Linked DNA regions of Mus musculus: region 1 is linked to region 2. A link is a loop called in an ENCODE intact Hi-C map of the cell type or tissue named here. Cell type or tissue: left cerebral cortex. All regions are shown on one strand. Links, peaks and the distances in the headings refer to the core of each region. The heading gives the core; the rest is flanking DNA.

Region 1 (15,572 bases), core at 6,859-9,358, 47 kb before region 2:
CTATACAGCATCAGACTGCTCACCTCCACCCCTCGCTTCCTGTCTTACATGTCAAACTGCTCTCTACGTTACCAGTATTATGCTTGCTCCTCCTGTCTGCAGTGACATGTCTGGGTCTTGCATTTCCCTGCAGACCTTCCAAACATCCGCTCTGGATTGTCACCATGTCTCCTGCCAGCGGCAGCAGGAGGACATTTCCTTGGTACCCACTTGAGACCCAACAGTAAAGCCTTGGCACAGACTCCTCGTGAATATTGGGCAGGTGTGTTCAGGAACTGTATGTGTGCTGCCTCCCTCACAGCCTGGTGGAGGAGGCTCTAGTGTAAGTCCTACTTTAATGAGAAAAAACAAACAAACAAACAAACAAACAAAAACCCAAGGTTTAGAGAGCTGCCAACATCATGTCCAAGGATCTCATTGGAATTCCTGGGAAGAGGTCTCACCTATTCTCCTATGGACACGCCAATTCCTCAGTGGGACCTCAGAAATAAGTACTACTACTGATGGACACCTCTGCCATCTAGATGACAGAAAACATCAGGCTGTTTCTTAAAAGCAACTTAAAGCCAAAATACTTTGATAATAAAGTCGTTTGCCCGTAAGAAGGGTCCTAAGCATAAACCTGTGTGGCCAGTAACCCTGTTTCCTTAGGAAGCCTGCCCAGCAGCAGCCTCCAGAAGCACTGGCTAGTTTCCCTGGAAACCCCAGGCTCACAGTCTTTTAAGACACTTTAATACAGTTTCTACTGGCAAAGCTGTAGTCAGGTGAAAGCGGGGCCTGAAGCTGGGCTCGCGTGAATGGTGCACTCTAGGGTGTGAGAGACTAAGTCCTATGAGTAAGTGTCCCCTTTTCTGATAGTCCTGCTGCTGGGGAAAGAAGACTAAAGTAAAATGTCATCATTTCCTGAGGTTGAGAAGACATCAGACATTGGCACTGTGTCAGAGCCACTCATCCCGAGGGCCACGGTGTCAGGAGTTCAAGACAGTCGTGCTAACTCCTTGAAGACATAACCCAGGAGTCCTCCCATAGGCTGAACACACAGGAGCTCTGGTAAGGTCTTTGCTGGGTGACTGACAAGAGCTGTAGACACGAGCATACACTGTAACACTGTGCCCACAGCTGGAAACTGGCATGAGAAAGAAAGTGGAGGCAGGGGGATGGGAGCAAGGCACCTGGTATGTAAGAAACATACATACCCTCTGAGGGTGACATCTGGGACCCAACGGGGCTGTGCTCATCACCAACGACACCAATCCCTGGCATTTACTGAGGAGTTCTGTGTCAGGCAAGGAATTTAGTTCTTTCTTCGTGCTATTTCTGAAGTGGTGTGACTAGGATGGTCCCCTAGGCTCATATATTTGGATTCTTGGTCAATAGGGAGTGAGGATGCCTGAACAGGGATTAGGGGGTGTGGTCTTGTTGAAGTGGGTGTGGCCTTATTGGAGAAAGTGTCACTGACTTTGGGAGGTTTCGAACGCTCAAGCCAAGCTCAGCGTCTCTCTCTGCCTGCAGATCTGGATATAGAACTCTCATCTATTCTCCAGCCCCATGTCTGCCTGCATGCTGCCATGCTCCCCGCCATGATGATAATGGACTAAACCTTTGAAACTGTACGCCATCCTCAAGTTAATGTTTTCCTTTTAAGAGCTGCTGTGGTCATGGTGTCTCTTTATAGCAATAGAATACTGATTAAGAGAATTTCATTTAACTTTTCCAACAAGCCAAGGTGGTGGTATTACTATTTATTTTAGTTTGAAAGGGGGCAGAGGAGACTTAGCAGGACAAAGACATTCATTTTAAGTAAGGTCCCAAGGATAAGATTGTGGGAAGATCAAAATTCACAGGACTCTCAGGGAAGGAGCTCTCAGCCCACCTGCCGTGCTGTCTGACTCTCCTGTGCTACTTCAGAGTATACGGCTACAGCAAGGGAGGATGGAGAGGCCGTCAGGTGCCAGCCACCAATAGTGTGTCACGGTGTGTGTGTGTGTGTCTCTATTGGCTCCGTGAGAAAGGCAGGCAGCTGGGCCACCCCAAATAACTCAGTGAAACCAAATGGCACTTAGAAGAGAAATGCCAGGCAGGAGTGTGGTGCGGACACGGCAGCATTGCCCAACACAATGAACATTTAACTCAGGACAGCCAGGCTTGCTTCTTTAGCAAGAGCAGGGATAAAAACAGGATGAATGTGGAGATGGGGAGGGTAGAAAATGGAAGCTGGAGGGCTTGGTGGAATTGTCCCAGTGTCCTCTGAGCATGACAGTGAAGACATTCTCTCCCTCTAACATAATTTGCTTCTGCCAGCCAAACACTGTAAGGCGAGCTAAAGAGACAAGGAGACTGGCTGGGCAGAGAAGCAGGAAGCACAGCAATATGCTCAGAAGGGATTCTTGTTAAAGGACTGTGAGCGTTACAGAATTGGGAGGAGAGGGCCCCAAATGGGACCCTGCTCTGGCACAGTGATAGCTCTGCTATGACTGGCATAGGTCTCCTCAGTGCCAAGTGTGGCCTGAGGCAGTTGTTGTAGTACGTACTGTGGAAGGTGTGCAGGTGGATGGAGAGGCCGTTGGCTTGCCGGAAGCCCTTTCCACAGTCCCTACAGACATATGGCTTGTCCCCGGTGTGGGTCCTCACATGCCGGGATAGCTCGATCGACTGGGCGAACACGGCGTCACAGTACTGGCACGCGTACATTTTCCCTGCAAACGCACAGGAGTGAGTGAGAGCACATACCAAACTCATGGGCACTCCTGCAAACAGAGCCAACTAGAAAGCACACACCAGAGAAATGTCACTGGCAGGTGACATTACCTCAGGCAGTGTGGGATAAGTCTGAGGTAGCTCATCAAACGCACATACCTCACAAACACAGCCCCATCACAGTGCGGGTGAGCACAACTGGATGGGAACAAAGCTCCGGCCTCCAAGAGAGCCTGTCTGTTTATCAGGCTTCCACAGAGGAAGATACCCCCCTCACCCCCTTCCAGCAACAGAAAGGTCCTTCTGTCCAGAAATGTGACTTAGATCTTGCAAAGCACAGTTTGTTCTCCTTGCAAAACAACCTAGGCGACGGGAGACCCTGTCTCGCAACAGAACAAAGCAAATAACAACCAAATATCTAGTGTGGCTTCCCAGTACTACAAGGATGAGCTAGAGATCTGGAGGGGACAAAGCCTTCCGGTGACCCACTGCAGTGGTCACTGTGCTCTAGGGCATGAGCAAAGTTAGAAAATGGGATAAGCCAGCCAGGAGAACCAGTATCTGCCACCAGGCCCCCAGCTCCTTTCTCCCAGGCCAGGAAGCCGCCTTTGTGCAGAAGGGGCTCAGGACTAGCAAGCCCAAAGCTAGGTCCCATGCGGTTGGAGCAGGCAGCTTCGTTCTCATCTTTTCACTGGCTAGGCTCTAAAGTAAGATTTTGTACATACACATACATGCGTGCAAATACATACACACAGTGTGAATCCTAGCCGCTATCACTGTTACCTACTCTATGGTGGCTTGTAGCAAGAACCTGTGACTGGCCCCTTATAAGTCACTGCTGTGGCTGAGTCAAATGTCTTGTGATGACAGACTGTGCTAGCCTACCCAGGGAAGATATCCTAAAGGAATCCCAGCTATGAGGGAGGACAGAGTCCAGTAGGTGTAGAGGCTGGAGTGATATGGCCCAGAGTCAAGGCAGTACCTAGAAGCCGCACAGGTCAAGAACCAGGTCTCTCCTAGAGTCCCAAACTCTGATGACTCCATCTCTGATGAAACCCTTAGCTTTTAGGACCCTTTTAAAAATAAGTTCTAACTCCACAGTGGTAACAACATGTGTTATTTTAAGAAGAGACAACCAAAGTTCTTTCCTTGGCTTCTATGAAAACCCGGCAGGCCCTCGCCTTTGACAGCGAGACTGAACACTGCCTCCTAATGCCGACCTCATGATTCTGCCTCCAGCTCTCTCTGGTCCAAAGCTCACTTGCACTAAGAAGGGGTGTGGCCCTTCTTCCAGCTGTCCCTCTGGATTGCTCATGTCTCTGAGGGCATCCCTGATGGTGAGACCAGCGTACCCCACTCTGTTCTTCCCCACTGCTTCCATGTATTAGTCTCCACCACACAATGACCCTCTCTCCATTCTGTCACATGTCTGCTGTCCATCTTGCCACTGAAATGTAAGTGCCAATCATTTGTTTACAACAGCACTCAGGAGACCCACTCAGTACGTCTGTTTGTCTTTTCTTTTCTTTTCTTTAGGATTTTTGAGACAGGGTTTCTCTGTATAGCCCTGGCTGTCCTGGAACTCACTTGGTAGGCCAGGCTGGCCTCAAACTTGGAGATCTGCCTGCCTCAGCTTTCCAAGGGCTGAGATTAAAGGTGTGTGCCACCACTGCTTGGCAAGCAAGTGTTTCTTGAGGGCCTTCTGTTGCCAATCACTGTTCCAAGTTCCCTAAGAGACGAGCAGCCCCATCTTCCCAGAGCCTGTGCTCTACTGGGGCACTAACCAGGGCACTAAGTGAACTATGGTGCAGATGCCTGGCACATGGCACATGTGGAGAAAGCAGAGAAACAAGTGACAACAGTTTCCACTAAGGAGGCCAAAGAGCTCACAAGAAGGTGAGCCTGGAGCCGGGAAGAGGGGCAGAGCCGTCTGAAGGGAGGAGCCTAAGAAAGGGAACAGAAGCCCTGAAGGAAGAGCCTGAGGCTGATAAGGGCCCAACGCATGCAGAAGAGTGAGAGTGAACAGACGTGAAGAGAGCAGCACAGAGTGCAGTAAGGGACTGAGCACGGTTGGCCTTGCAGGCTGCAGGACTCACGCTGCCCCCTGACGACGAAAAGCCAGTGTGTTGAGCAGGGACATGGCTTGCCAAGCTTTTGCATTAAAGTGAAAGGCAGTGCTGAGCCAGAGAGACGACGAGACCAACCAGATAAGGCGGTGGGAGGCACGGCTACTCGCACCCAGGAGCTCCGAGCTCTTATCCAATGTCACTACACTGGTCCCCATCATGCTCTCCTCTACCCTCCTGGGATGCCTCTCTGGGATACACTGACAGCAATCTCAGCAGTCTCTGGCCCGCCCCACCCCCACCCCATCCCTCAGGCCAGCAGTTACAGAGATGGAAGGATCCAGGCTAGTCAGCTGGCACTCGGCACGGCCTGCTCACAGAAGTAATCCGTCAGGTCTTTCTCCTGCTTCTATCCTAAGGAAAAAAAAAATTCCCTGCTGTCTCTAACTCTGACCATAAGGTCCTAACGCTGCTCCAGCCAGCTCTCCAGGAACCCTCAGGGAAAGCTTTCTATACCTGCGCAAACACGGTTACCTCTGCTTTACCTCCCTACCCAGTGTGCCTGCCTCCACTCCCCCAGAGGCACTCTGCAGGAGAAGGAAGGGTGTCCCTCACCTTCCGAGTGCTTCTTCTTGGTGTGGTAAGCCAGGGCGGAGGCCTGCGTGAAGGTCATGAGGCAATGCTTGCACATGAACGGGCGGTCTCCGGTGTGCAGGCGCAGGTGGTTCTTCAGGGTAGAGTTGGCTGCAAACTTCGCCCCACATTCCTCACAGGAGAAAGGTTTCTCGTCGAAGTGCTCGGTCAGCTTGTGGTACTGCATGCCTAGGCAAGGGTACCAGACCCAGAAGAGACACTGCAGTCAGCCAGCGTGAGGAACCTGGCTGGAGGATGCTCAAACAAGCTGCCCTCGCCAGGCTCATGCTTCAGCCACAGGAGACCAGGCTACCCCAGCCTCAGCATCCTGCCATGACACTCACATGCCATTATTGGTCCACTTCTGGATTCCCAGTCATCTTAGCTTCACTCCTGGTTGAATCTGGCTCAGAGATTTTTAGCCTATCTTCCTCTCCACTCGCAAATGAGGAAACAAAACTCACTTTTTAAGTTTCATTAGGTTTACCTGACATCTGGGGCAAGGCAAAAAATGATTCTGATGTAATGCCTGGGGTTTCCATATCAATAAGTTTATCAATAAGTAAATGGGATGTGGGTACCCACAAGCCAGATGTTCAACATCTGGCTACAATTATTGTAATTGCCAGTGTGTGAGCGTGGTGCTAGGCACTTAGTTCTTCTATCTTCAGACTTCCTAACAGTACAGAAAGGTGTGGTGAGGAACCTCCCTAACAGTTGGGAGAGCAAAGTTCTGGGGGCCAATCCAGTGCCTGTGTTCTTCTCAGGATACCATCATACCTCTATGAAGCTGTCCTAGTGCTGAAGACATCCGCACTCAGGGTGCTCACACTGCCATGCCGGAACCCAAGCGACAGCATCTACAGCCATGGCTGCCTTCTAACATACCTGAGGCATGGGCAAACTCTCTTCCGCAGAGGTCACATGTCACTGGCAGCCGCTTCTTCTTCTTCTTGGGGGCATCGGGCTCCCCACCTGTGCCGCGGGCGTCCGGCTGCTGCTTCTCCAGCCCCTTCTCCGAGCCCTTGGTCTCGCTGCCCTCCTCGCTCTGCACCTGCCTGCTCTTGGCCACCCGGCAGCGCTTCATGTGCACCTTCAGACGGCAGTAGAAATGGAAGCTCTTATCACAGGCTTTGCAGACGAAGCTCTTCTTGGCAGAGTCTGGGGAGGCAGAAGTGTCTTTCTCCGGTTGCTCTGGCACGGGCCCAGGCTCTCCCTGCTCCTTTTGTTCATTGGCCTGGCAGTCTTCTCCGGTTGCCTTGGCCACTTCCTCCACTTTGTCCTTGGCTCCAGGGTGAAGGCCATCAGTCACCTTCCACCTCTCCTCTCCGCTTTCCTTGGTAAGGAAACCTGCGCAGGAGAAGACGCACAGCTCCAGGGCTCGGCTTCTATCATGCTTTGCAACTTCCCTAACACACCCTTAGAGGAGACTGGAGATTAACTAGGTCCTCAGGAAACTCAGAAGTCATATAGCTGTCATCTTTACTTCCCACTAAACACAAGTAGAGCCATGTCACACCTGCACTCCTGGCTGTTAGGTACCAAGAGCACACAAAAGGAGCAAATATCTTGAAGCACGGCATCCTCTTACAGCAACTGTTTCTTCTCCTCAATATAGAAAGTGCCCCGGGGTTTAGCAGGCCCTCAAACCCTGCTCCTTACCAACATGTGCCAACTCCTGCATCAGGGGCTGCAGGCCAGGGAAAGACTTGTGGACACTGCAGAGGAGGTGACAGACCACAGAGGCCGAGACAGATTTCTCCATGGCTTTGCTCAGCACCGCTCTCAGGGAGGCTTCAGGGCTCACTGTCTCGGAGGATATGCTCAGCATCTAAACGAAAACCAGACACCAAGCTTCGTTAACATCAGATTGTCTCCGTGATCTTCAACATCAGGGCAGAAACACTGAATTCTAGAAGACACAGCACCATCTTTAGGTGGTTTATATTTCTCTCTGAGACACGTAGAGAACCCTGTTTTTCAGAGGATAAGAAAATAAGCAAAATGCAAATGAGGGACGCACATACCAAGTTGTGCAGAGAACAAACGGAGGCACCATGTTTCCTGTAAGAACTGTGGCTCAGCACCAGGCACCTCCCAAAGAGCCTTTCTAGATGTGAGCACAGTAAGGCTGGGGGTCGGGGTAGAGGCTATAGGGTTCTAGAAGTGAGCCCGGGAAGAGGGGCTGTAAGATCCCAGAAGTGAGCACAGGAAGCCTGGGGGGAGGGGTAGAGGATTCTAGAAGTCACCACAGGAGGGGGATGGTGATGGGTGGGCTACAGCATTTGGCAGCAGCTGCTTCTGTAGAGATCAAGATAATTTTTCATAATATATAATTGTCTCCATGTCTAGAAGTAATTCTGCATGAAGAGTGGCTTCATATTTTTAGACACTTAGATGTACCCTTTTAAACATCATTTTCTTTCATAAAGAAACTCGGCGTTTTAAAGCAGGTTCAAATAGGGGCTTTAAAGAGGCCAGGAAAATGATTTCAAAGCTGTCCTCTTTCAGAATGCTGGAACTGTGGGCAGAGAGTCAGCACACACTGAGAAAATAAAGCAAGACCATCACAGATGGCCACATGGAACTTTCACTGCGGAAGACATTTTACTTTCGCTCGTTTCAAGTCTATCTAAATAAACCTGATGTCCCTGCAGGCAGGCAGGGGACTAATTAGTGAGGCTAAAACGATCAACTGCAGAGGCCCCAGCTCTGAAGTGTGTGGCACTCTGGAGAGAGGTGGGCAGATGAGCCTTGCCACTGGAGCTCTGTGGGAGCATGTGCTGCCTTCTTCCTGTCTGAGAGCCAGACTGAGGAGGGGCTGTCACCGGTGGGGATGGTTAGAAACCTGCCCTCTGTCTATGCGGATCAAAAGGACACCCCAGGTACATCTATAGTTTAATTTCATGTTCATTATCTTTCTCTGTTCCAGATGTACGTGACAGGATTTAGACATCTCTTAGTCTTCCTCAGCCCCCATGGAGATTTTTCTGGGATGCTGGTCAGTATGAGATGCCTCGCAGAAAATGAGCTGGCACTATTTGCTGCCCCATATGGGCAAAGCTTTGCTCTATCTATGTTTATCTTGGCTCTTCCAAGAAGTAGAAGAAAGCACACATTAAGACCAACTTCCTGCATCTGAGACTAGCTGCTTGGGAGAGTACAGTAGACACAGTCACCATTTCAGTTGTCCCAGCCATTCTAAGATGTGCCCTCTGGGGTTGGACACTGGGTTACCGCTTACTCACCATGAGAAACACAACCGTGCAAGCCCGAGCTTCTGTAAAGGGGATGACATCACCTGCCACTTAGGGCTGGAAAGCTAAAGGGCAAAGGTGCTGAAGGGCTAGTGGTGCAGTAGGCATGCTGCAGAGAAGGAAGACGGTGCCAGGCATCTACCCTGCAAAGTTCTACACAACTCCATGCCCCACAAACCTCCACCTGTCCTCGCTCCCCACCTCTTGCACGGTCTCTGCCAGGTGTTCTTCCTCTGAAGAAAGGCGCTCACACCCCGCTGTCTGCTGGATGGCTTCCCGGAGCAGCTTGCTGTGCCTCAGGATGGCTTCCAATACTGTGCTCTCTGGGGCAGTCACTGAAAGGAAGGGAAACTGGACACTCAGTCAAACCAGGGGCATTGTTTTCTCCTTTGCCTGTCCACTCTACTCTTCGCATCCATCATACAGCCCATCTGTCTCTTCACTTGGGCTAGGTGTGAGAATGGCTGCCAGCACTGTAGCCAGAGCACAGTAATACATAGTGACAGATGGCCGCACCCACATCCCTGACCACAACTGCTCACTTGCTTTTCCTCTGACACATAAGCCTCTGCCTGCATGACCTCCTGATGCTCCCACGCACGTGGGTGCTGTGCCACGTTTGAATCAGGATTCACCATCTAGCTCTTCAAATGCCACATTTCTGAACACACTCAAAATCTTTTCTTCCTGCCTTCCTCAAATACATAGCACCTTGGTCACCTACGGTCAACCCACTGTGAAGGAGAACACAGCAACTTATTTGCTGTGGTTCCTGAGGGGAGGGACATGGGTGGCAACCATAAGAGAGTCTTCTTACTTCCTGGGGGTCAACAGTTGCCTCTATAGGCAACAGCAAGGCAAAGGGAAGACAACTCACCTGCCCGGAAGAAAGCCCCAGCGCCGGGCTCCTTTCCTACTTCCTCCAAGAGCAGGTTCAGTGGGCGGGTCTCAGTCTCTTCAACTGCTAGCAGTAGTTGCCAAATGGCCGTTGCTGAGAGAGTCTGCCTTTCCAGAGCTGCCAACATCAGGGAACTGAAGCCACCCGAGCCAGAGCCCTGTTTCACGAGGGTCTGCATGACCTTCAAGGTGCAGCACAAACATAGGTGTAAAAGACTGATCCTGAGCTGCTGGCAAGACAGGTGAGCCTGTGTTCTGGGAGCAGAGGGCTTTTCAACTCAAATGGGCTTTGTGTGTCAGGAGTTGGGTATGGAGTCAGGGAAACAGCAGAGTAGTAGGAGGCTTATTTAACACACATCATGCCCTTGGTGTGACGTTTAACATATATTCACACAAAGTAATTTTAGCTGAATGGTGTGTGTGTGTGTGTGTGTGTGTGTGTCTGTGTGTGTGGATTTTGTATGGTTTGGTTTTTAGGCAGGATTTCCCTGTACATCTCAGGCTGGCACTGACCTTCTAATCCTCTTCCCTTAGTCTCCTCTGTGATGGGATCACAGGCATGTGCTACCAACCATGGATACAGACAGATTTCGTATCATTCTTTCTCATGAGTGCCGTTTTTTATAACTACAGAAATGGCGACTATTTAGGCCAGTGAGATGGCTGAGGTAGCAGCGGCGCTGGCCACCAAGTCTAATGACCTCAGCTTGATCCCTATAAGTTACCCGGTAAGAGAGGACTGACTCCTGCAAGCTGTTCACTCTACAAACTAAATAAACAAAACGTTAACATCAGAAACCGCATCTATTCTATTTGGCACTTTCCCTTAGAAAAGGAGTCACCTTCCAGTTCTCCTTCTTGGCATTTCCCAACATAGCTGTGTATATGTATTTATAGAAAATGGAAATGCGTGTGTATACATAGTCGTACCCCCCTCCTAGCCCCTCCCTGCTGCTCACCTCTCTGTCTCCAGGGGCTAAGCTTTGCATCCGTGAGATCACCTTCAGCAGCACCTGGTTGTCTATGAGAATCTCAGACAGGTTCTCATGGTACTTTCTCAACAGCTCAGCTCCGTAAGCATCAGGGCTAGGGGAGGCTGTAAGGACAGCATCAGAACAATAATGCTTGATGCAAAGGCAGCCGAGAGCTTCTAAGAAGACAAGAGTCACAGACAAGTGAGAGAGAACAGCAGCAATGAGCTGCTTCTACTGTGGAGCACAGTCCCGTGGCCAGCCTGGGGCTGCACACACAGGGTTCAGATCTCCTCTGGTCTACACAGACTCACCAGAGCTTCAGGGTCGTACAAACAGGCTAGTGGCTGGGAGAAGGCAGTGACTGCCCAGCAGGCGGGTAATGAGGACGCTGCATTTGTAAGCGGCTCTGGTGTACAGACTGTGTTCTTCATAATGCCCTGGTTTATAAAGGATCTATGTGGTGATCCCAAACACCAGCATCCCCAGCAAGGCAGCGTCCGGGAAGCTGAGTGCAGTCTGTTCAGATGCCCCTGAGCCCAACTGTCAGCTACTTTCTCAAGTCCCATTTCCTTAAAGGTAAAGAAAGTGCAGCAATCTGCGTGCCCCTTACTTTATATGTAGTTACGTTTTTACTTTCCTCTTTGACCCAGTAAATTCACTTCTGGAAACTAAGCCTAAAAAAATCCTGAAGGCAAAGGACTTCTGACACTGTGGAGCCTGATAATGGGACTGACTGTAAAGGCAGCAACTAATATCTGCTGATGGCCTACTATGTGCCAGGTCCTTCATTAAATGTCTAACAGGTGTTATTTCACAATAGCCACAAAAATAAATGTGACAATTTTTACACTCATTCCAGGGACAGTGGGGTTCATAAAGTGAAGCTGTGTGCTTAATATCAGACAGACATGGATGGCACGGTGGCCTCCAGTCTTCCCATTATACATCAGTCCAGGTCAGGGCACACGTAACACGCCATGCACAGCTTTATGATAAAAAAGTACACAGCCTTCAAAGGAGACTGGAGTTTTTAGAAATACAAGGGAATGTTTTGATACTGTTAAATGGAGCAACCATACAACTAAAAGATAAGGCAATCTATGGCCTTGACTTGGGGAGTAAGACAACAGCCTATTTTCTTCTCCATTTTGGGAGCTGCCCCACTGGGTGCGTAAGTATTATAATAAGCTGGGAAATGCTCCCCTGTTTCCCAGAAATCCATTTTTTTTTCTGAAAGCTATCTTGATCATATATACTCTGGGAAAAGGGCAAAGAAGTTCCAGCTGGGCTAAGAACTGAACTAGGATCACTCCCTTGAGCTAAGGGACACCACAGGTGGGGGTGGGGGAACTTGGGGACTGTAGCGCCCAGCTGGGAAGGGGACAATCAGGATTTGAACTCACATCCATCCACGCGGTCTGCTGGAATGCACACTGGCCTGGGCTCATCTGTCCATTCTGATTCACAGGAGACTCTGGCCAGGCCTGCAGGAGGAGGGCTCATTAATAAATCTAAACCACAGAGACCCTAGGAGGGAGCTTAATGGAGAAGAGTCCTCAGATTCCAACTGATCTGCGACAGTGAGCTTGCTTCGTAATGCCATTTCTTAACGTGTGTCTCATCTTCCCGGCATGGGGCCAGAAGGCAGCTTTAAGCTGTGATTTTCTGTACAGGCAACTCCTGTCCAGAGAGTGAACAATTAGCTAGTACCTGTGGTGCCGGCTGATCCCGCTCCTTTCTGCAAATTGTCCAGCAGGAGGTCCAGGTTTGGGAATGCTGTCCTCACAGCCTGGAGGAGTTTTACCAGACTCTTGGCAGGCAGGGTCTTCTCTTCAGTCACTCTGTGCAACAAATTCTCTATCATCTCCTTGGGTGTTCTGCCCTCACAGCAGCTCTGAATCACCTGCAGGGGCGTGCAATCAAGCAGACACCAGTTACTGCAATTCACAATGAATCTGACACACAGCCGGAAAAGCCAGCTAGAGAGTGGTATAGGATGCCCACCTCCAAACCCTCCCAAGTCAGTCTCTTGCCGGTGTGTGTGTGTGTGTGTGGGGGGGGGGGGGGGTGGTGTAACCATGGCTGCCCTAGCAGTCGACCTGGTTCCAGAGAGGAGGGAAGAAGGGAAGGAGTGATGGAAGAAGAACTGAATCAGGCACAGGAGACTCTTGCAGCCGTGACTGACTGGTAGTCAGGTTGTTTCTTTGTTTATACAGAACACAGTAGGCAGGGATAGATTCACATTGCTCCAAGGGATATAGATCAGATCATTTTTGTCCCCAGGCACATGTCTAACTTCCTCTTGTATGTCTGGGGTCCTAAGTTTAGTCATCATCGATAAACTGTGGTAGAACAGAGTTATCTTTTACAAATCATTTTCCCTCATCAACCCCATAACCCAACTTCTAAGAATCTAGAGGCATATTTTGCCAAAGCAAATATATATGGTAAATGACAGCCCGTTCTCAGGCTGACAGCTCTTGTAGTTTCAAGGGCACTAGACAGAAAGAAAATCTCCAAGCCAGCCTAGGCAGATTGCCATGTCCAGAGTGTGTATTATTAACTCTTAGTAGTCAGAGTGCCAACTGTCATTAGGCTCAAGAAAAATCCTCAGGCCAAAGCTGCTACAGTTATTATTTAATTTCTGGTATAATACAATATTTGTATTATATCTTCGTAGAATTTGTTTATATGTCTAATCTTTTGTTCCTTGGCTACAGGACACCACAATGGCCTTGTGTGAGCTCACTATTCTGAGGGAGGCCCTGACACCTCATTCTTTTATTATTTTTCCACGGCATTCTTTGTCCATCAGTATAAGCCCCTAGGTACGGCAGAGATAACTCCAGCCAACCTAGCTTTGTTGCTGTATCTTTCCCTGGAGGGGTATACCATGTGCTTATACGCCACATAACCGCCTGATCATACAGTAGGAAGGGGCTGGTCTGATCTGCTGACCTTTTGAAGTTGACTTTGTTCTGAGTATCTTGTTCCTGAGTAAGTACAGGGGCAGATGTTCCAAGAGTATCTTGAAGCCAGAGCCTCATAAGGGGATCTCTGGAGTTTTCATGTGAGTCACAACCTCCAAGGTGCAAGGAAGACCTTTAAATAGGCCAGAGAAGGCTATTTCCCTAGAAGCGGGAGGCGCAGTCTGCTCAGGACTTTGAGGAAACTCAGAAGCAATACTCCTGAGAGAAGGCATAAATGATTCATAAGAAAATTCCCATAACCTAATATCTCCAAGTTGCACAAATACGAAAATCTCCCCATGCACGCACGCACGCACACATGTATGCCGTGTGCTGCAATGAGGACCAGGGTGAAAGCCTTCGTGATGGAGATCATGTCATGAGGCTCAGCTTTGCTGCTCTTACTAAGCAGCTGTGCTACCTGTATGACTTTTGCTGTGCAGGTCCCTAGTACTGCTACTTGTCATAGTCCCTTCTCTATTCTGTTTTAAAACCTTACTCTCCAAAGAAATAGCTCCATGAAACTCTTCCCCAGTGGCAAGCCTGTGTGCAGTCCGTTGCCAACAGCTTGCACTGTTTGAAAACCATTTTAGAAACCGGACTGGCCTAGTACTTGTTATATAGCCCGGGCTGGCCTTGAACTCAAGGCAATTCTCTTGCTTCAGCCTCTCAAGTGCTACCTAGCTGAAAGCACCTCAGATCTGGCTGGTGTGATCCAGTAAGTAATGCATACCTGACCAGCTCTTTGGATTCTGTCTGCTTAAGATACTGAGACTAAGAAATGAGCACACACTTGTTATGGTTTATATATGCTCAGCTCAGGGAGTAGCACTATTAGAAGGTATGGCCCTGTTGGAGTAGGTGTGTCACTGTGGGTGTGGGCTTTAAGACCCTCACCCTAGCTGCCTGGAAGCCAGTACTCTGCTAGCAGCCTTCAGATGAAGATGTAGAGCTCTCTGTTCAGCCTGCACCATGCCTGCCTGGATGCTGCTATGCTCCCACCTTGATGATAATGGAACCTCTGAACCTGTAAGCCAGCCCCAATTAAATGTTGTCCTTATAAAAAGAGTTGCCTTGGTCATGGTGTCTGTTCACAGCAGTAAAACCCCAAGACAGCACTTAACACTATTAAAACACTTTTCTATCTCTGTTCCAAAGTCAATTCTGTTTATTTACTTCCACTTTATTGGAATACTTAAAAAGGTAAGAATAAGCTGTTCTTTCAAATTATTTGTCTTATAAAATCTTTCCTTTTGTTTGTGCAGACCGGCTTTACTGTGCGGCCTTGGCTGTCCTGGTCCTCACTCTGCAGCCCAGGTTGGCACAGGGAAATCCTCCTGCACCAGCCTACTGAGTACTAAAATTACAGTGTGTGCCCCTCAGCTTTGTGTGGTTTGTTTGTTTGTTTGTTTGTTTGGTTGGTTTTTGTTAAATTCTTTGTGTGCATACATGCTCATACTCCTGTGCTCTGTGTGTGTGTGTGTGTGTGTGTGTGTGCATGCGTGCGTGCACTGTTCATGCAAAGACATTGGGTGTCCTGTTCTATCAATTTTGACTTTGTATCTTGAGATGGGGTCTCCCACTGTAGCCAGATCTTGGCCTTGTCAGCCCTAGTGATGCTCTATGTGCCTGGGGCTCCCACTTCCCTTGCTCATTCTTGGTTTGTCAATGGATTTTCTGAGCAAAAAGGCCACAAGGCTCTCGTAAAAGTGTTGAACAACAACAATAAAAAAAAAACCATCACAGATACTTTCCTACTACCATACAACTATTTCTTCTTTTAAAAAAACTGTATTTACAATTTTATATGCATTGGTGTTTTGCCTGCATGTGTGTCTGTGTGAGGGTGTTGGATCACCTAGAACTGGGGTTACAGACAGCAGTGAGCTGCCATGTGGGTGCTAGGAGTAGAACCCAGGTCCCCTTGAAGAGCAGCCAGCACTCTCAACTGCTGAGCCACCTCTCCAGCCCAATAGAACTATTTCTTTTTTTCTTTTTTCTTTTTCTTTTCTTTCTTTCTTTCTTTCTTTCTTTCTTTCTTTCTTTCTTTCTTTCTTTCTTTCTTTCTTTCTTTTTTTT
Region 2 (15,572 bases), core at 4,709-7,208:
TGAAGCAAAAACATCAAAACAGTGTAGCAAACTGCTCAACCCCTCTTAAGCGGCTGACTAATTCATAGAAACAAGCGATTCTGCACGGCTATTACAACAGAAGGAGGCTCTGCGGGACTTAGGTGCCTTTCTGGGCACGCTGCTCTGATCCAGTTCATCCAAGATTACTCTTCACAGACTCCCCTGCAAAATCCCCTGAGCAGCACAGCCGCCTAATGAGCGACTGGGGATTGTGACTGCATTATACTTAATGCCAACTTTCCCATCTTGCAGTCAAGAGTCTCAACAAGCAATCACTGCTTTAATGCTTTAAAATCCAGCCTCTTAGGTGTACAAAAGACCCTTGGCTTTGTCACTGATAGGCCTTTTGCTCTGACCTGAAAACCTGGATGACTTACAAGTTCTCCTAACTTGATTATCTGAATACATTTTTCTTCGGCAGGGAATACATCTGGACTACACATTTAACACAGGGCCAAATACCAAATCCCCATCTGATGTACAAATGAAAGCGCCTGGCAGGGACCCAGTATCCCACTAAGCACTGTGATGCCAGAGGCTGTGTGCTCAACAGTAAAGGTCTGGAGTGTGCCCTCTATAGCTGCCCAGGAGTGAACATCAGCTTGGCCCTAATGAGCTAAGACTTGAGGCAAGTTGATTATGCTTGGGAACCCAGTTTCCTCGTGGGTAAAATGGAGATGACATCAGGGCTTGCTTGGCTCATGAGGTCTGTGAGAATAACCTACTCCACATGAACAAGCCAATATATATCAACAGCTCCTATAGTACCACAGATGCCCACAGTGAGCTGTTACTGCCCAACACAGGATGCTACTTCAAGGAGAGGAATATAAGCATTCTCCCACTGAAATGCTTGCTCTTACTACTGTGCATCATCATTTTTAAGTTATAGTTTTGTCTTTGATATATATCAGATTTACATAACGGATTTTATGAGCAAAGACATGATACATTCCCACTGTCATCTCACACAGCTGATTTGGGCTGGAAGCCTGGTAGTAAAGGGGGGTGGGGGTGGGGATGGGATAGTGTGAGGCCTCTCCTAAGAGCCCTAGGCCACAATCTGAGTCTCATACAAACCCTGCATATAACAGGAACGAGTAACCACTCAGATGGCCCCAGCCCAGTTTTCACATGTCACAGCTGAGTGTTTTACCTTGAAGGTCCTTGCTGATGGAAGTCTAGGAAGAGGCTCTTCCTGTTTCCTATCTTACATGTGCAGCTACATCTCACACCAACTGGTCCAGGCCATCCTGTGGATATCTACCATTCCTCACTGAGAAGTCAACTGGAGCTGGGGATTAAACCCTGGGCTGAGAGGTTTCACCACTGACCTAAGTCCTTATTACATTCGTAATAATAAATAGCTGTCCTTTGGTACCTGTGTGTGTTGACGCTAATCCCCCAAAGTTATCAAAGCCTTTGGATGCCCAAAGTTCACAGAGCATTGTGCAGAACTCTGGATTACCCATGCACATCCTTTGGTAAACTTTCATCTCTTATGCAAGTGCCGTTCCGGCAATTGTCCAGGAAAGGAAAACCCGGAACATGTTCAGAACAGGTGCACTCTTCCCCAAATATTTCCAATCCAAGTTGGCTGAATCCATAGGTGAGAAACCCATACGCAAACGGGGCCAACAGTTTATTCTAAATGGTAGGCAATGAAGAAGACAATCTGGAAAGTTGAAGACAGTGGGAGGTTGCCATAGGGACCCATCCATAGTAGGTAACTCTTATTAAGCATTTCTTGTAGTTGTATAAGTATCTTATACAAGTGGGACAGCATAATCCTGTACGACCAGTGAGTCCGTTACTAATATTAACCTCTTACTACTGAGGAAGTGGAGGCTTGACAAGATGTAGAGATTTGCCCAAGTAATCAAGTCAGAGGGTGGTGGTCAGTAAATGAACCCACACTGAGATGACAATGTTACCAGAAAGTTCTAAGGCCCAAGACTGAGACCATCAAATTAGATGAACCTAGTCCTCTTACATCTAGACAACTGCTCAGAAGTACCACACACAGAGTACACAAGGTGTTTTTAAATGACATCAGAAAATAGGTGTGAAGTTCCCATGCACAGCACTTACTGCATCAAGAGGCCCTGGATTCCATCCCCAGCACCAATGAAACTGACAAAATGTTAGAGCCTACTTAGTCTCTGCTGTGCAAAGCCCTGGCACAGCGTGGACCTTAAATGCTCACACAAGCCCACATGCTAAAAGCGTGACCCTCAGAACGGAGCTACTGTGAGGTGGTGAAAGTCTCAAAGGTGAGGTGTATGGAAGTCTGGGCACTGCGACATGTCCTAGAGAGGAGAGTGGAGTCGGCTCTGCACGATCCTAGTGCACCAGGTCCCAAATCATCAGCGCCAACCAACTGTGGGGCAAACCATGAGCCCAAACTCTTCTCTTCCATGGCTTGCTATCTCTTGGGTGTTCCATACGATCCCATGCTGTTTCCCAGTGGTGTCTGGGAATGGGGTGTGCCTGTCCACCCAGCAGAGCTCTACTGAACTCAGTCCGATGCCCTGTGTGATGCCCAGCACTACACAGACAAGACGCTTGGCTCTCAGGGAGCCCATGGCCCTCTGGGAAGAAGAGGCCTATCTCTGCCCGGATCTGCTTCTCTTCTGCCTTTGTAGAGAAGGCTGGAAGCACAGAGTGACTCTAGATGCCTGTCTTTCCGCACCGTGTCCTACCGAAATCCTCAGATCACTCGGCCCTCAGTACCCTCTGTGTGCGCTCCACAGAGCAACACCATTCTCCTCTCCTGTGCTGTTAACTTCTTCCTTTGTCTTTGAAGAATTGGGAATTGCTTTCATCTCTAGCTTTCCCCCAGTCCATCACCGGGGAGTATAACAAGAGGGTTATCTTAAGGAACTAACAAAAAAAAAAAAAAGCAGGAGTGTAGCTTCTCCCCTGCCTTTAACGCTGGCGAAGAGCCTGTGGGATTCCATCGTTATTTGCTCAAAAATGTTCAAAGGGAAACAGGGAAAATCTCATCCTCACCATTCCGCAGCCCAGGAAAGAAACCCAGAACTCTAGGGGCCAATTACTCCACCGTCTGGACTTTGACCTTCAGAAGTCTCCCTCTGGTTTTAACCTGACTGGAACTGAGGGCAACTGTCAGCAGAGGGCAGCTGAGTGAGCAGCTTGTGTCCAGGGTGATCACACTTAATGACTGCCAGGCCCCCAGTGAACCGCTCCAGAGTTACAGTGCCATGCAAACCTACAGGCTAATAGAGCACATTTCACTGTCTCTGCTTTAAAGTCTCTACCTTCATGACATCGGGCTAGGAGCTGGGCACTCAGAACCAGGGCAGCCCTTTGAAAACCAATCATGGCTGGTGGCTCTAATAAAGCCAAAGGGAGGGGCCGGAGCGGGCAGAACACATAGAGGCAGGGAGGCGTGAGCGAGGTTGGCTGTCTGCGGACAGGAGTGAGCAGCATTCTGGATGGGAAGCTCGTGCCAGCGCTAAGAACACAGCCAGGCTAAGGAGAATGCTGCTGTCTCCCTTTTTCTGCTTTTCCCATGACAAATGGGGCTGAAAATTTAAAAAGCAATCTGTAGAGGGCCTTGTACAGAGCTAAGCCTCATTTACCTCGGCAGTTCTAGTATGGAGCCTTCAACATGTACTTTTGCAAGCCTAAGAAGTTTACTGTGACCTTATCCTCACATTAATATACTGGAAATCTTTCTTCATAACTTTTAGAAATGGGAGCTGGGAGCGAAGCTGGTTGATTCTAGCTCAGTGGAAAGCACCTCCATGCATGCATGCCTCAAAGGCCTAGTACTACCACAACAGTAGATTAATAATTGGGACCTTAAATTGTAAAAATAACACATAGGAAGAATAGAAAATGGCCTCAGCAGGTTGGACTTCTCTCTATATACATATATGTCACACTAATAATTAAAGACGTCATGGAAATGAGAGGGGGACGGGAGACAGTGAGGGGAGGTTGTGGGGTGGAAACGATGGAAACATGAGATTCACGTATGAAATTCTTACAAAATAAAATGTTCAAATAATCGGTGCCAAAGAACTAAAAGCTGTAGTAATTTGAACAATGGACATGGGGCCACTGCGTGGCTTTTGTGTGGAATGAGGACTGGCTCACAGGCTGCACGCTCTTACTGGAGCAAACCTGGACACCCTGACTCAGCTGGAGTGAGACTGGTATTCACTGGCTTCCACTTCTAGTTAAAATCAGAAAATATGAAAATCTAAATAAAATAGGTGAAAACTCCTTATTCAGGCGACTCTACCAAAGGGGTGGGGTAGGGCCAGCAGTCTCTAATGCCCAGTGGCCAGAGGGGCACACGGGAGATAATTATGTGAAACAACTAGTGCAGTGATAGCACTTTGTGCGTGTTCAACAACAGTCATTTTATTCCTGACACGCTACTGCTGGATGGGTTAAGGGAGAGAACTGCTCTGAAGCAGAGCTGCACACTTAGGGGTTCCTGGGTGTGGAACAGCAGGGACCCTTTCAGGTACATCTCCCAGTGTCCCCCCCCCTGTCACCCTCTTGTTTCCCCTTTCTAGTTTATGTGTCCATTTAACGGGTGGTCACTGGGGCCTTCCTAATACAGGACAAAGTGCTCAGTTCTCAACAGGAAATGGTGGAGACAACAGAGGAGCCTTTGAGGGGATGATGTATTAGCATGAACACCCTAAAGGAGCCTCTATGAACATGCATCCGGTTGCATGTCAGAAGGCTGCTGCAGTGTTGCAAAGCACTGAGTGACAGGAGCTTTAGCCAGAGGAGAAAAGGAAGCCGAGACCAACAGACCAGGGGCTTAACCCACAGCAGCTTCTACCACCGCCTCCTGCTGACGTAAAGAGGAAAGCATGTAACCAATTAGAGACATGTAATACACAGTCAACAGCCATGTTGAACACATTAAAAATCACACCATATAAAAGATTAGCAGTGACGAAGCCATATGCCAGGCTACATGCTTAGCATGTGCAAGGTTCTGAGTTTAATCCCTTGCGCTAAAGAGAAATACATCCAATCTATTTTTAAAAAAGAAAGAAAGAAAAGAAGAGAGAAAGAAAAAGAAAGGAGAGAAGAGAAAACAACAGTGTGGGCCACCGTACAGTAATCCCAGTATTGGCATGAAAAGGCAAGAGAATCAGGAATTCAAGATCACCCTTGTTGACATAGGGAACTCAAGGCCAGCCTGCCTCACATGAACCCATCTCAAAAAAGAAAGGCAGGCAGGCCGGCAGGATCTGCTAACGAGGTTGTTAAGCGTCACTACCCACTCACTGCTCACTAGTCTCCCGTAAGGTCCTAACATTCACAGGCATTTTTGAAGCATGCGCATGTCCTTAAGTTTGCCAATTATGTCCGACCACTTCATACAAGAAACAAAACCTAAACAGGCACTTTCGGAACTCTAGAGGTCAAGGTCACAGACCTGTACAAAGTGACTGGCTGTGTAACTTCACTCTGGTTGTTACTGACATACGACATTCATTATCAGCTCTGCTCCTTCTGAGAGGTCAAGGACCCTGTGAGGTCTGATTAAAGTGACGCTCTCCTTGAGGAAGAATGGATGGCATTGGTGAGGATTCTTAGGCATCTTCAAAGGACGCATGGGTCCACTGAGAGTCACTATTTCTCTGGAGATTAAAGACCTTGGGTTTTTGTGGATCCGTTAGTTCTACTGTATTTACTCTGGTTAAGGAAAGGAGTTACTGGGTGTCGAGATTCTGGGATCTGAGTTAAACAACATCAAGGAAAGAGAAGGAAGGCAGCTTTCTTTCCTCGCCCGCCCTCCGTTCTCTGGAGGGCTGCCAGGGCCTCACAGTGTGCTTTCTGCGAATGAAATACAGTAGCCTCTGTACAGCTTTAAAAAAAAAAATGACAGCTTCATCTCTGAGCGTAAATGTCCTTAATATTTAACTCCTTCCGATGCGGTTAGTAAGCTCGCTTCTCCACATTACCCAGATGACGGCTCTGCAAGGTAAGCAATTGGAACCAGAGAAGCACATTCCCCTATTCAATTTCCTGGGGAAACCAAAGCACTCCCAGGGTTGAGAGTTGAGGAAGGCTGAGGGCTGGTGCCGCCCCCCAGGGTGTCAGCCCAGGTGGTTGCCGGGACGGGTTATGTGCGTCCTCAGTACGGACGAGGCAACAGGGCACACCAATTTGTTTTTCAATCTATTTTACTTCAGTTCAGAGCATCATCTCAGACAGACAGCCCAGGAAAACAAGCCGTACTTCGGTTCCTCCCAGCCTTCCTCAATCTCCAAACGCAGCTGAGTGTTGCCAAAGTGCAGCTTGTTTTCCTGGGCTGCTGTCTGCACTGATGCTTTGAACTGAAATAAAATAGATTGAAAAACAAATTGGTGTGCCCTGGCCCCTCCCACAGTCTCAGGCCTTGCTTCAAAGCTGGCGTCACCACCTCCTCTTTACTGGAGCCCAACAGACCCAAATCACAAAGCAGAAACAGCAGAGCTCAGAGGGGAAGGTCCCACCCAGACCCAAAATAGCAATTTAATTCTGGGCTTGCAGTTCAACACTGCATTAACATGCCACTCTGCGGCCAGCTCCCAGATCCATTCTCTGGCCTGGGTGACATCTTCTGATGACATGCCCAACACGGTTACTGCATACAGTTTAAAGCAAAACCTGACACCCATTCTTCCACGTGACAGCTCCAGCAAGCCCTCAGCTTAGCACAGCCTGTGGTTGCTCATGCTCACGCTCTGTTCAAACCTATTCCAAAGGCCTGGTGCTTTTCAAGTATTCCACACCATAATACAGGAAGCTATGCTTTTTTTTGTTTTGTTTTGGGTTTTTTGTTTGTTTGTTTGTTTGTTTGTTTGTTTGTTTGTGAGACAGAGCCTCATGATGCTTGCTTTTTTTTTTTTTTCTGGGCTGGCCTCAGAAATCCACCCTGTTCTTGCTTTTGAGTGCACAGACTAAAGGTGTGCACCACCAAGCCTGGCTTAAAGGATGCAACTTTATTAAGAAGATTTTGAAAGGAAGTCCACAATCAACTGCAAACACACCCTGTAGGCAGCATGCAGCATTTCCCCAGAAATCCCTAAGAAAATGCAGATATTGGTGCCAAAGGTGTAGCTCAGGCACAGAGCACTTGCTTGGTGTGGTGCAGGCCTGGGTTCCATTCCCGACACCCCTCAAAATTCAGGTGTCTCCGACTGAGGAACACACACACTCCAAGCTTAAAACACTAAAACGATTAAAAACTTTCTGTGTAGACAATTGTCTAGCTTGGTTTTAAAAACGAAATTCTGGGTTGATGAGATGGCTCAGTGGATTAAGGGTACCCGCTGCCAAGCCTGTCATCTGAGCTCAGCCTCTCACGGTGGCACAACATAGGGGAGAAGCAAGCCCTGTAAGCTGTTCTTCCTTCTCAGTCACACTGCTGCAGTCAGGCTCCCACACTGACCGGCTACACTCTCCTCTCTCCCAGCCTCCTCCTTCCCCCGTCTCTGTCTCTCTCTGTCTCTGTCTCTGTCTCTGTCTGTGTGTGTCTCTCTCTCTTTCTCTCTCTCACACACACACACACAATTAATTTAATTTTTAAATAGCTTAGAAGAACAATTAAATTCCACTTGAGAAAGCTGTTCTCTATTTAAACACTAGTAAAACTCTGTCTCCTCCCCCTAAAAAAAAAAGATAGAAAACCGACGCCTATCCTGACACCCCTCATTTTGCTAGTAACATCTGGATTTGTACTGTTATTTAATACATCTGGGACCAAATTTGGGCATTTCCAAACAGATTTAATTACCAGCAAACACACTGTATCCCAGCACTCCACACTGAGGCAGGAGGATAGGTTGCTTTACCAGTTCATGACCAAGAAGACCCCCACCCCAAAAAGAAAACTTGAACTATTAGGATTTTTGTTGTTGTTGTTGTTGTTGTTGTTTTGGAAGCCGCACTGTCCAGACTGTAAGAGCAAACAAAAGCACTCTGGGATGCACCAAGCCACCCAGCTCTGAGCTCTTGGTGTGAAACAAATTCCCGGGTATTTGTTTAATGAATCCTCAAAAATGTGTATATTTACGAACCTATGGATACATGAAGCTGTGGCATTGGCTAGTAGCTGAGGCCACAAGATCAAGGTGTGGCATGACTCTTGTGGACCTCACAAGCTTGCAGGAAAGACAACAGACGGAACACAGCAGGGCATGATCTGTTTATTGCGGCTCCACACTCCCTATGCATAAACCATGTAACACCAGCCATCTCCCCCTGGGTAAAATGTTAATCCTAACACTATCTGTGTCACAGGCTGACAGTTCATATTAAGCCTTAGTGCCAGTACCTGGCACAAAGAAATTGCTCAGTGAGCGTTAGCTACTTATTTAATTGCTAGGATGCTATGAGATAGGTATCTGAAATTATTCATTCTTGCCAGACAGGCAGGGTGATGTACAACTGTAATTCCAGCATTTGGAGGCTGAGGCAAGAAGATCTCAAGTTAAAGGTGAGCCTGGGCTGCACAGCAGGCCTTTTTTTTTTTTTTTTTTTTTTAAAGAAGGAGAATTATTTCTGTGCACCTATACATTACCGAAGCCCTTTGAAGAATTTAAATTCCACAAAGAGGCAAAAGTCGTGGTCCTCTTGTGTAATAACACATTTCTAGGAATCATACCTGCACATAGTAGAAGCACCTGAACAACTGATTAAACTCATGCAAGCATAGGTGTAAAAAACAAAAAAAACCAAAATAACTGTTAAATGGGTCATGGATAGCTGGGCGTGGTGGCGCACACTTTTAATCCCAGCACTCGGGAGGCAGTGGCAGGTGGATTTCTGAGTTCGAGGCCAGCCTGGTCTACAAAGTGAGTTCCAGGACAGCCAGGGATACACAGAGAAACCCTGTCTCGAAAGAAAAAAAAAAAAATTGGGTGATGGAGCTTGGCAAGAGGCACACGCCTGTAACCTCAGCACTTGGGAGGAAGACTGGAGGAGCAGGAGCTCTAGACCAACCAACTGGAGATATGTGTGTGTGTATATATATATATACATATATATATATACACACACACACACACACGTACATATACATATATATGTATACACATACGTATATACATGTGTATATACACATATATACATAAATGTGTATATATACACACACAAATACATATATGTATATGTATTTATTTCCAGGCCAGCCTATATATATATACATATACATATATATATATATATACATATATATACATACATATACACACACATATACATATACACACACACACAAATACATATATGTATATGTATTTATTTCCAGGCCAGCCTATATATATATATATATATATATATATATATATATATATATATATGTATATATATAATATGTGTGTATACATATACACACACACAAATACATATACGTATATTTATTTATTTCCAGGCCAGCCTGGGCTACATGAGGTCTGTGTCAAAACAAGCACAAGACAGAATGGGAACCTGTCACCGAAGAACCATGTCTACATTGAGCATAATTTATGCCAAGCACTGAAAATTTGCACTTCCTAACCCTAACCCTACATTGATTGCTTAAACAGCTATAACCCACACCAAGATTTGGATACAATTCCAAGGAAGAGCACTCCCAGAGGGAGAAAACTTACAGTTTGAGGTAATGTGACCTAGGCTATCATACAAGGGGGATTTCCCAGCGACAGCCTCACATTGCCAGCCCTATAAGCTAGCACACCCTAATCACACTTCACGTTTTGTGCAGGGAAAATACACTGCAAAGCTACGTAGAGACATAAAATAGATGGCCAATTGCACACACTGGGCGGGTGATAGCTTTGTAAGGAATGAGAGACCACTAGCTTGACGGCATCATGGAAGCTAGTCACATATCGTGTCAACTGTGCCTCGGGCCAGGATTGGCAAACTTCTGTAAAGCGCCGGAGAGAAATGACTCTGGCTTTATGGACCTTTCCATCAAAGCCGAAAAGCAGCCGGGGCAACTGCGCGCACTCCCCCGCCCCGCGGCAGGCGAGCGGCCGGACAACCCGTTAAAAAGAAAACAAAAAACGACCATAGCTGCGTCTCCGTGCAACTTCACTGCTGGGAGCTGAAGTTTTATTTCCCACGACTTCTATTTCCCCGCAACTGTTTTACAGCGGATAAACAAAAGCTGAGAGCAGAGATGGGAGGGAGCCCTCTGGGCCGGGGCGTCCGCAGCACAGCCCGGGAGCCGGGGAGTGAGGGCCGCAGATGCCAGGCAGTGTCCCGCGTCCTTCCACGGGACGCAACAACCTAGGCTGCGCCCGAAGTGAGGGCTGTTCCCGGGGGCCACGTCCCGAGGACAGCGGACGGCGGCGGCTGTGACCGACGCGAGCCAGGCGGAGCTCGCTCCGCGCATCCCCTGCGTCCCCCAGGGGTCCTGGGGCGCCCCTCACTCAGGGAGTCTCGGGAGCCTCCGCCGCGACAGGGGTCTCCGCGCAGAGTCCCAGCGCCGTTTCTATGGTTACCTGCTCAGCACCGATTCAAACTGCCGTTCTTTATTGACAGCGCCATTGAGGACACGAACACTCCTGCCCGAAGGGAACAATAAAGCTTTCTCCATTCAACAGCGCTGGAGACGCCAAAAGGCAGCCATCTTGGGGCCGGGGAAAACGCCGAGGGCCGTAGCCCGGATGTGCGCACGCCGTAGTCACGTGCTGGGGGACGGTCTCGCGAGAAGGCTGTCCCTGCATCACGTGCACGCTTTCTACCAATGGCAGGCTTCCAAGTTTGGAACCTGGTCTGCTCTTGACCTTTGACCTTCGCCTCACAGTACCTTGGGAGATGTTTCCTTAGCATGTTCCATAGCATGATCCATCCCTTACCTAGCCACTTCTGAGGTTTGCTGCGAAGAGACGACAAAGATTTCTTTCCTTCTTTTGTAACAAACAGTCATGTGCAGGGCGAGAACGAGACTGATTTCTGGACTGGGCTTGGTATGGGTGTACACGGGGTTTCTTTTGCCATTATCCTCTCACGTTTTAACCTATAGCACCACACGCTGGTTATGAACCCCGAGTCCAGTGTCCTGGCAGTCAAATGGATGTGAATCGGATCCAGTTAACATGAGCCCCATTGGCACTGGTCATGAGAGCTGTCCCTGCATCACATGGAGACCCATTTGTCCGAGATCCAGGCTTCTCGTTGCTATGTCTAGCTCCCAATGTGATTACAGCTGTTCCATGGGCAATGACAATATTCAGTCGTCCCCAGCACTGTCGCTGTCAGCTCGACTTGATGCAATACCTTTAAAACAGAAACCGAACCTATGGAGCAGAGCTGTCACTCAAATTTCTGTCATCTAATACTGTGACTGCAGTTTGCAGCTACTGCTGAAGATAAATAATTAGAACACTCTGGGTCATTAGAGCACTCTGGGCAGCTGTTCTAGTTAATTTTTGTTGTGATAAAATATCCTGAACCCCCTCCCCCCCCAAAAAAAAGTCTAATGAGTCAGGCTTAGTGACCCATCTTTTAATCCTGGTGCTTTGGAGGCAGAGGCAGGCAGATCTCTGAATTGTGAGGCTACCTTGATGTGTGTGTGTGTGTGTGTGTGTGTGTGTGTGTGTGTGTGTGTGTGTGTGTAGTTTCAGGACACCCAGAGCTACATAATAAGACCAGGAAGAAGGAGGAGGACCAAGGGGGGAAAGATTTTTTTCAGCTTACAATTGCAGGTTAGTCCACCACCTTGGAGAAGTCAAGGCAAGACAAAGACTTCAAACCACTAATCACACCACATCCATAGAGCAGAGAGAAGTGAATGCATGCATGTTCTTGCTTGTGCCCAGTTGGATTGCAGGCACAGTTCAAGACTCCTTGCCTGGGGAATGGGGCCACCCACAGTGGACTGAGTATTCTGACATTGGTTTACTCAAGATACCCCCACACACACACACACACAGGGACCAAACCAATGTAGACAATCCCCTAGGGAGACGCTTCCCAGGAGATTCTAGGTTGTGTCAAGCTGACAAGGTGCCACACCATGTTCCCTGTCGGTGGTTTGTCAGCACTCGGCCACTACCTTCTTGCCACAGTCAAACCAGTATCTGATAGGGCCCTACCAGGTGCACGGTCACCTGGCCACTGTTACCCACACAGATCACCATCAGCATCAGATTTATCATTTCCGTAGCCTCTAGACTTTCACCTATGGCTGTTGGGAGGACTGATCCCCCACTTATAGCAGGAGCCCCTCCCCCCCAATGTAGAGCTGACAGGTTTAGGAAATACCTATGACAGTGCTCAGCACATAGGTGCTCCACAAGTAAGTACTAAATTATAGTGTTTTTAAAGAACAATGTGGCTACTGGCCACTGTTCTGCATAGAAATGGAGGTGACTTGCATCTCAAGCAAGTTTTAAGCACCTCTGCTAAGCCAGGTTCTGTATTACACAAGGATTAAAAGGAGGGATCACAAGAAAAGAGGCCACTATGCATACATAATTTTCGTGACAGTGGTTGCAGAGAATAGGTTCTTTTTCAGTGCTGGGAATCAAACCTAGATCTTGCAAATGATAGTCACGGGCTCTTCCACTGAGCTACATCTCCCAATCCCAAAAGTAGGATATTTGAAAGCTTCCCCCGCCCCTTAATTTAAAAGGAATATATGGTATCAAGCAAAATATCTCAGCAGGTAAAGTCACTTGCCACTAAGCCTGATAACTTGAGTTTCTTCCCTGAAACCTTGTATACGAAAAGAAGATAACTGATACCCACAGATTGTCCTCTGACCTTCACACACACTGTGGCACATGTCTGCCCCCAGGCAAATAAATAATACACACGTGGTGAAAAGACCACATGGCCAGGGAGATGAGGCAGTGAGTCAAAGCTCTTGTCACACAAGCCTAACCTGAGTTCCATCGCCAGCACCCACGGGGAAGGACAGAACCAACTCCAGGTGAGTTGTCCTCTGACCTCTATATGTGTGCATTCACACACATGTATGCACATCATACACACATAATTAGAACAACAAAAATGCCTTCCCTAGGATTCAAGTGCACACGCATGGAGGGAAGCAGAGAGAAAAATGGAGGGAGAGAAGGGGGGAAGTCAGTGAGCCTTATCTGCAGCTTCCAGGTAACATTTGCTTGACACGTGACACTGAGCATCCCTAAGAACCTGAAGTCCAAAATGTTTCACAACTCAGAAGAATTTCCAGTGACAATATACAGCCATAAATAGAAAAATTCCACACCAGGTCTCACGTGGCAAATTGCAGTTAAAACATGGGTGGAGGGTCTAGAGCCTTGGCTTAGAGGTTAAGAGCATTGGCTGCTCTTCCAGAGGACTTGGATTCCACTTCCAGTAGCCACAAAGGTGGCTCACAGCCATCTAACTCCTGTCCAAGGGATCTGATGTCCTCTTCTGCTCCCCTCAGGGACCAGGTACCCACATAATACACAGACATACATGCAAACACACACACACACACACACACACACACACACACACACACACACACACGAGTACACTGACAATCTGATTTTAAGTAGCCTTCAGTCTAAGAGGCACCCATGACTTTCACGTTTACATGTGACCCAATCCACTATGGCAAATATTCCAAAATCTGAAATTCAAAATAATTCTAGTCCCAAGCATGTTCAACTTGCATCAGACATTTTTAAAAAAAAATAGCTTTTACTTATTTACTCGTTGACAATCTCACACATGTAAACATCTTAATTGAACGCACCCCAGTTCCCCACTCCTACTCCCCTTGAGTCCTCTCCCACTCTCATGTCTTCTCTTTTAAAAATGTTGGAACCCCTTGAGCATCTAACTGGTGTGGCCTGATGGAATCCTGACTGGTCTTGTTGGCTTGATCTCGTGCAGGCAATCATGGGTGTGATGACCTCGTCAAAGGCACCTCACACAGCACTCCTTCCCGTTCTGCCTCTCTTTGGAGATGTTCCCTGAGCCCTGGCGGCAAGGTAGATGCAGGTACCTGATGTTGAGCCGGGCATCCATCTCAACAGACACTTATTGCCAGCACTTTGACCAGGTTTGCCTCTCAGCATTGACTATGCAGAAAGAAGTGTCTCTGGCCAGGGCGGAGATGAGCGCTGAGCGGGAGACAATCTTCTGGAAATGACTCGCCTGCAATTCAGGAAGAAGCGCCTTGGAAGCTGGGAGGAGGGTTCATGATAGGATAGGGTTACAGAAAAGGCCATCCCTGGCTTCTGGCTGGTTGCCCCCATAAGAAAACAGTGTCTGGACCTTCCCCTACAGTAACTTCACTTTCTCAGAGTGGCATTGACTTTTGTGAAAATAGCATGTGCTTCCATGTTGGTAGAACCTTGACCTTGATGGGAAAGACACTTGGGGACTTTCAATTCTTCCCATCTCAAAAGAGATGGTCTCCAGCCACTGTCAGATACCTGCCATGGTTCCAGTTCACCCATCCACAGTGGAGCCCTGGGAATGTGGGTCAGTGCTAGAACATTCAACTATTATTTAAGTGGTCCTACGTTTGAGCCTCAGCACCAAAAGATAAATAAAATGAAGAGCTTCGGTTTCCACCGTGTCAAACCCATTCCAAGAACATGGACATGGGAGCTAAAGCAGCCACTAGCATCTCATTGCTCACCAGAGCAGTTGTCTTTTATCTCTTCCTATCTCCCTACCATGCGCTGTGCCATGTGAGTGTCTAAATCATCTTATTTAACTCTCATAACCACTCAGGGACCTGGGGTTGTGAGGGTGGAAAGATCGCTCAGCAGTTAAGAACATTTATGGTGGAGCTGAGGAGGTGGTTTAGCAGCGGTTAAGAACACTGACTGCCCTTCCTGGGGACCTGGGTTCGACTCCCAGCACCCACATAGCCGCTCACAACTGTCTGCAACTCCAGTTCCAGGGAATCTGACACCCTCGCAGAAGCAGACAAAACACCAATGGACATAAAAGATAAAATATAGCATTCATGGCTCTTGCAGAGAGCTGGAGTTTGGTTCCCAGTACTTAAACCAGGCAGTTCACAACCACCTGTAACTTCAACTCCAAGGGAAGTGATGTCCTCCTCTGGCATCTGTGGGCACCTGTGCTCATGGGCACATACCCCACCCCCACCGCACACACACACACACATTTAAAAATAAATATTTTTTAAAAAAGAGGAAACTGATTCAAAGAGCATCAATAATTTGCCCATAAACACACAGCTCTTCAAAGAATCAGAGCTTAACCCAGGAGGTCTGACTCCAGAGTCTGGACATTCTTCAGCCTTGAATATTAACTTTTGGTTTCTATATCTATATCTATATCTATATCTATATCTATATCTATATCTATATCTATATCTATATCTATATCTATATCTATATCTATATCTATATCTATATCTATATCTATATCTATATCTATATCTATATCTATAATGTGTTCACTATAAGGAATGGAAGGATTACAGGAAGACACAAAGAAGAGAGCAGGAGAGCAGAGATGGTAAAGCTCACCCCTCAGCTATACCCTCTCACTTAGAGCTGAGCATCTCTCCATCTCTGGATGCATTTATGTTA

What was found. Hi-C counts contacts between places; a loop is a spot of excess contacts. Peaks named below come from ENCODE experiments on the same cell type or tissue, not always from the same donor. Only the 100,000 strongest peaks of a DNase experiment are listed, where the experiment ranks them.
Region 1: it touches region 2 in a loop (2.0-fold over the local background); 3 of 42 quality-filtered maps call a loop at or near these places.

The regions. Positions count from the first base shown.
Region 1 is chr4:136,988,967-137,004,538 of GRCm38, forward strand. It overlaps Zbtb40 (zinc finger and BTB domain containing 40), which reads right to left. Exons shown (of 19, transcript NM_198248.1): 6 at 12,235-12,427; 7 at 11,928-12,008; 8 at 10,510-10,646; 9 at 9,531-9,732; 10 at 8,855-8,988; 11 at 7,059-7,227; 12 at 6,285-6,746; 13 at 5,379-5,585; 14 at 2,532-2,696. Among named protein-coding and RNA genes, the nearest start is that of Gm23834, 29 kb to the right of the region's middle. In left cerebral cortex, for the core only: no CTCF peak of the experiment used is centred there; DNase peaks (open chromatin) are centred at 8,064, 8,474 and 9,176.
Region 2 is chr4:137,038,129-137,053,700 of GRCm38, forward strand. It overlaps Zbtb40 (zinc finger and BTB domain containing 40), which reads right to left and starts at 10,567. Exons shown (of 19, transcript NM_198248.1): 1 at 10,518-10,567. In left cerebral cortex, for the core only: no CTCF peak of the experiment used is centred there; DNase peaks (open chromatin) are centred at 5,393, 5,907, 6,471 and 6,633; H3K4me3 peaks cover 449 bases; H3K27ac peaks cover 809 bases.